Regions from separate parts of the Homo sapiens genome. Here region 1 is linked to region 2. A link is a contact called in ENCODE Hi-C or POLR2A ChIA-PET data. All regions are on one chromosome and are shown on one strand. Each heading gives the region's core, a stretch centred on a gene start or an enhancer-like site at or near the end of the contact. The rest is flanking DNA. Distances are from core to core; before and after follow the strand shown. Region 1 holds the start of FAM170A (family with sequence similarity 170 member A). Region 2 overlaps HSD17B4 (hydroxysteroid 17-beta dehydrogenase 4).

Region 1 (2,930 bases), core at 309-2,808, 160 kb after region 2:
AATTTCTACCACCCAAAAAAATGCTCTTTGGCCCCTCTTTTTTAGGGATTCTTTAAGAAACTGGAGATTTAATCTCATCAGCAAATTTTTACAAGGCTACATTTGCCCTATCTTCATTCTCCTTCTGCCTGGGGACAGTCTGCAGTGCCCTTTCAAATTTGGGCCCATCTTGGTCCTCTGGGTATTTCTACTGCTTTTTTAATGCAGTGATTTCTGGGAGTCCCCCTCATACTTGTCAACTAATAGTCCCACTGGACTGGGGCCACTGCCCCAAATAAGGTGTCTCTAATTTTAGATTGGAATCAGGAAGATCCAGATGGGTTGCCACTTATAACTGGTATACATTTCAGCCCATGAGCAGAGATGTGCAGGAAATAGTATGCAATTTTCTTATGTAACTCCATTTAATTTGTAATTTAAGCCTTGGTTCTGTTGATGTCCTCTTTGGATTTCCACCCCTCCCTATTTGGAAATCATACAGGGCTGAGGTTTTGAGGGTGGGGTGAGAGCATAGTCTCTGGTTATTGGAGCATACAGCTGAAGTTTAGATGCCCATCAGCTCAGCTGCCAGGGAGTCTTTAGGTGGTGTGGCTCCTATGCCATGTGTGAGATAGGTCGCCATGATTCTGCCTGTACGCATAATACAGGCAGCCCTTCTTGAAGTTTTTGCCACATGTACCTCTTCAGCCACATTTTAGAGGGCTCCTCTCCTCCATAGTTTGAAGATCCCTCTCTCTCTCTGACCTAATCAGTACCTCTCAACACTATAGTAGAGCAAGAAGGGGGCATGCCTAGTTAAAAAAAATCCTGCTTCCGTTATGTTTCTGCTAACTTTCCTCTTTCCTACAGAGTTTGAGATTTTAGAAATAAAAGTCAGGTGGGGTGTGGTGGCTCATGCCTACAATCCTAGCACTTTGGGAGCCTGAGGCAGGAGGATAGCTTGAGGCTAGGAGTTCAAGACCAACCTGGGCAACATACTGAGACCCTGTTTCTCAAAAAAAAAAAAAAAAAAAAAAATTAGCCGGGTGTGGTGCCTCGTGTCTGGTGCCTGTTGTCCCAGCTACTCGGGAGGCTGAAGTGTGATGATCACTTGAGCCTAGGGGCTGAAGTGACCCTATGATCACACCACTGCAATCCAGCCTGGGCAACAGAGAGAGACCCTGTCTCTGAACAAACAAAACAAAATAAAAACAACAAAAAAAAAAAAAAGAAAGAAAAGTCAAGATGATTAACATGCTATTGCTGCTTTCAGCCCTGCCATACCCCTCCTCTGAGCAATGAACACAAAGCCTGCTACCTGCTTGAGTCCAGAAGGGAAAGGGTGAAAAAAAAAGAAGAAAAGAAAAAAATTAAACAGAACATGTTAACATCTCAAAATATTCTGCCACATTTGAAATACGGGAGAGTTGAATTCATTAGAGGACTTCTATTGGAAAAAAGGAATTGTTTTTGAAAATGATGTCTCTGCAGTTGCACAGACTGTGTTGGACCTAGGTCCGTAGAACGCCGTGATGTCATCATTGATGTCAGAGAATCTGCGATGGGCCTGGTGACCTTTGAACCTTAACAGCCCTGCAGTGTAGTGGGCACTGGGCAGTGCTGCTCCTTCACTAAGCGGTCTGAGTTCTTTAGCTATCTCGGAGATTCAACTACGTTTACTCGTACTGAATCTTTTTAATGAATTTCCTGAGAGCCAAGAAGGGCCAATCTACAGGAAAAAGTGGGAGGTGGACATTAAGCATCTTCTAGAAACTCTTCTAGCTGATATCATGAAACGACGACAAAAGAGGAAACATTTGGAAAATGAAGAGTCCCAGGAAACCGCTGAGAAGGGAGGAGGTATGTGCGGGGCAAACTTTCTGGGGCACAAGCGTCACTGGCCAGCCTGAGCCGCCTTCTTTTTCTTTTTTGAGACGGAGTCTCGCTCTATCGCCCAGGCTGGAGTGCAGTGGCGCGATCTTGGCTCACTGAAAGCTCTGCCTCTCGGGTTCACGCCATTCTCCTGCCTCAGCCTCCCGAGTAGCTGGGACTACAGGTGCCCACCACCACGCCCGGCTAATTTTTTGTATTTTTAGTAGAGACGGGGTTTCACCGTGTTAGCCAGGATGGTCTCGATCTCCTGACCTCCTGATCCGCCTGCCTCGGCCTCCTTTTTTTTTTTTTTTTCGTTTCTGAGACAGAGTCTTGCTCTGTCGCCCAGGCTGGAGTGCAGTGGTGTGAGCTCGGCTCACTGCAAGCTCCGCCTCCCAGGTTCACGCCATTCACCTGCCTCAGCCTCCCGAGTAGCTGGGACTATAGGCGCCCGCCACCACGCCTGGCTAATTTTTTTTTTTTTTTTTTTTTTTGTATTTGTAGTAGAGACAGGGTTTCACCGTGTTAGCCAGGATGGTTTCGATCTCCTGACCTCATGATCCACCTGCCTCGGCCTCCCAAAGTGCTGGGATTATAGGCGTGAGCCATCGCTCCCGGCCAGCCTGAGCCTTCTTTAGGGAGGAGAAACTGAGGAGAATGTACCACCTATGCAGTAGGGAGGGGAAGACCTGGCTGTTGGCTGATGCCCGCACATCCATCTTGAGGGTACCCAGATGTGAGACGGACAGGAAGTTCAGATGCCACTGGCACACAGAAAGCCAACCCTGCTGGGCTGAGAACTTTTGCTCTGGGGCTGCTGGTACCTGGAACTATGCCAGTCTCAGGCAGGCGGGGGACCCACTTACAAAGACCCAGTGATGCAGCCTGAGTCTCATCTTTCTCTCGTATTCTCTTTATTTGCTCTTTCTCTGGGGTGACTGAGGTGGAAGGTGTGAAGGGTGCTGGTAGAAGTCTATGATTTGCACTACACCTTTTAGCAGAAACGAGAGTAGCCCAATGAGTTAAAGGCCTTGTTGAAAAATATCTTGAGAAGTGAAATGCTTGTTAGAAAGTAGATT
Region 2 (2,825 bases), core at 97-2,596:
GGAGAGTTGTGTTTCTTTGGAGGTGTTGTGTTTCCCTGTTTTTCCATGTTTCTTTTTTTTTTTTAACTTAAAAAAAGTGTTTAAAGAAAGGTATCTATTTTTATTTCTTTATTTATCCACCTAGAGACAGGGTCTCACTCTGTTGCCCAGGCTGGAGTACAGTGGCGCGGTCTCGGCTCATTGCAACCTCTGCCTCCTGGTTCAAGCAATTCTCCTGCCTCAGCCTCCTTAGTAGTTGGGACTACAGGTGTCCACCACCACGCCTGGCTAATTTTTGTTATTTTTAGTAGAAATGTAGTTTCATCATGTTGGCCATACTGGTCTCAAACTCCTGACCTCAAGTGATCCACCTGCCTGGGCCTCCCAAAGTGCTGGGATTGCAGGCGTGAGCCACTGCACCTGGCCTGTTTTTCCATGTTTCTTTTGTTCCTACATTGATATTTGTGTGTCTAGTAGAACAGTCGTATCTTCCCCTTTTATGAATTAACTTTTGTAGGGAAAGACTTTTTTCTCTATGTATCAGTTAGGTTAGGTGTTTGGTTTAGCTTCTGGTTGGGCACAGATGTGTAATTGCCTTGTGATTTCTTTGGCTGTAATCAACATCAACAGTGTCTGTATGTGCCTCAGTGGCCTTGACTTTGGGGTTTGTGGAGACAGTGGCATGGTTTTGCTGGGAACAGGGATTGCCAGATGGGTTAGTTGTCTGTCCCTGGTGGGTGAGCATGGTGCATGGTAGATCCTCCATGGGAGGGGGAAGGGTTGCTGGTGGTGTCAGTTGTCTTGGTCCATATGGGGCACATGTGGCACATGGTTGCTCTACTGCTAGATAGGTCATGGTTGCTTGAGGTGATAGATGCTGGCCAGGCTAATTCTCAGTCTCTGGGGAATGCGTATGTCAGCCTTTCTCTTCCTGGTGGCAGCGTCCCCATTGTACTTGAATGTCTGTTTTTTTTTTTGGAGTGTAGGGTGCTGCATGGACTCAGGTGCTGAGGTCATAGTGGTACCACTGAAACTAGCTGGGGTCATGATCCTGCAGCCTTCTGTGTGGGCATGGTGGGATGATGGCAGATGGCACCCCTAGGATGTGGAGGTGTCTGGGCTATTGGCCTCCAGGTCAGAATGCACACCAGCAGTGGTTCCATTACCAAAATGGTGTCATACTGTAACAGCTTGGGTCTCATGGGATAGGGAGGACTCAGCTTGTGTTTCTTTTCAGGAGCAATTCAGCTGTGTATACTCCAGGCAGGTTCCTATACTGAGCTCAGGGTCTGTGATTACAGGTATTTGTGATGGTAATGGCGACTCTTGGGTGTCCCCCACTTAACCTTTTGCCCACAATGGGAAGTCCCTGTCAGCTCTAAGCTGATTCCATCTGGATGCTTCACTTCCCCCTCTAAGCTGCCATGCAGAGTTTCTGTGCCTCAGAGGGTTTTTGTCACTTCCTTGCTGAATTTTCATGTTCTCTCTTAGACATTCTACCTGAAGTGCTGTTATTTGTTGTTTTGATTCTTCTCTGCGGAGGAGACAAGGATTGGGCACCTCTAGTTGGCCATCTTGATGACATCTAACCAGTATTTTCTAGTTAAGATTTTAATTTCTGTGATTTCGCTCTGGTGATAATGGGATTGCTGAGTGGGTCAGTGTCAATTTAGTGGTCTCTAATGTAGAGATTTGTTTGAGATAAATTTACCCCAATATTATTTAACTACCCATGATTGATCTCAATAAATTATTTATCCAGCTTTCAATGCTTGCCTGCCTGGTTGCGCTTTGTAAAATTTCCACTTGGGGGTAGTGTTTCATTGCACAATCAAACAATGCTTTCTTCACTTAAGTATCACGTTTTCTAATTTGCTTTTGAACTTTCTTGTGCTTAAAAAGGGTCATAAAAGACTGTTAACTGTCTTAAAATCTTGATTTTTTTAACTGGTTGTTTCCTGTCATTTGAATAATTGCATTGAAATGAACAATTAATAAGAATTCAGTCTTTTGAGAATCCTAACACTTTTTCCATCTCTTGAGGGATAATACAAGCCTCTTTCTATTATTTTGTGTCTTGTAACATTTTTATTTTCAGTAAGACTTATCATATTATACTATCAAAAAAAAATCTCAGTCCACATTTTGAAAAACTCATTTCCTGTTTTTAAAAAGTTAAGTGAAAATATATATGCCTTAGCTAATTTTAGGCATTGGCTTTTTCTCCATATTATCCCATTACTTATTTATCCAATTCCACTTTCAACTCTCACCCCAGTTTTAAAAAGAGCAGTTTTTCAGAAGAAAAAAAAATCTTGTTTAAAAAAAATTGTGTTAATCATAACTATTACATTTTCATGTATACCATTATGCTATTTATTAATTAGTAACTTTTTTATTGTTACAGCTTTCAAAATCTATGCAATAACCCTATGGAGAAGATCATTTCACAATGCAGATTCTTTGTTTCAAGTAATTCTCTTAAGTTCTGTTTTTCCAAGTTATTTGGCATTTATCTATGTATCTTTTTATTAGTTTTTGCATGTTATTTTGTAAATTTTTTCATAAATTATTGTGTAAATTAACTTTGATATTTGTTCTTATTTGATTATGTTGGCTTGGATATACACTTTATGCTAAAATCTGTGTATTACTGTGGCCATCGCATACTTAACTTTCAATAGATTATAAACTCTTTGAGGGCAAACACCATTCTTATACATTTGTGTGTCCCTCTGTAGATTTTCCTGCAAATAGTAAATTATCAATTAATGTTTGTAAATATATAATTGGATATAGGGAGATGTTTTATGGTAAGTGTCATCAGTTAAACATATGAACATGGA

The links. A loop is a pair of places that touch in the nucleus more often than their neighbours do. ChIA-PET counts read pairs that join two places held with the same protein, here RNA polymerase II (POLR2A). Pooled maps may share reads with other maps.
Region 1: a loop to region 2 is called in a map of K562, with 2.4 times the contacts of the local background. The contact joins the promoter of FAM170A here to the enhancer-like site in region 2. A Hi-C loop is called at or near these places in 1 of 168 maps with a recorded cell type or tissue (K562), 4 of 37 single-sample maps with no recorded cell type and 4 of 50 pooled maps. POLR2A ChIA-PET finds 5 or more read pairs at or near these places in 3 of 52 experiments (HEK293, Panc1 and activated T-cell).

What each region holds. Positions count from the first base shown.
Region 1 is chr5:119,628,000-119,630,929 of GRCh38, forward strand. FAM170A (family with sequence similarity 170 member A) reads left to right here and starts at 1,559. Exons shown (of 5, transcript NM_001367956.1): 1 at 1,559-1,839. The coding sequence starts at 1,770.
Region 2 is chr5:119,469,250-119,472,074 of GRCh38, forward strand. The region is part of intron 2 of HSD17B4 (hydroxysteroid 17-beta dehydrogenase 4); the gene reads left to right. Among named protein-coding and RNA genes, the nearest start is that of HSD17B4, 18 kb to the left of the region's middle. RefSeq lists enhancers at 577-1,308, 1,309-2,040. Within about 2 kb of position 1,347, at least 2 of the 41 ENCODE cell types and tissues checked have a DNase peak (open chromatin) inside an H3K27ac peak, as active enhancers do.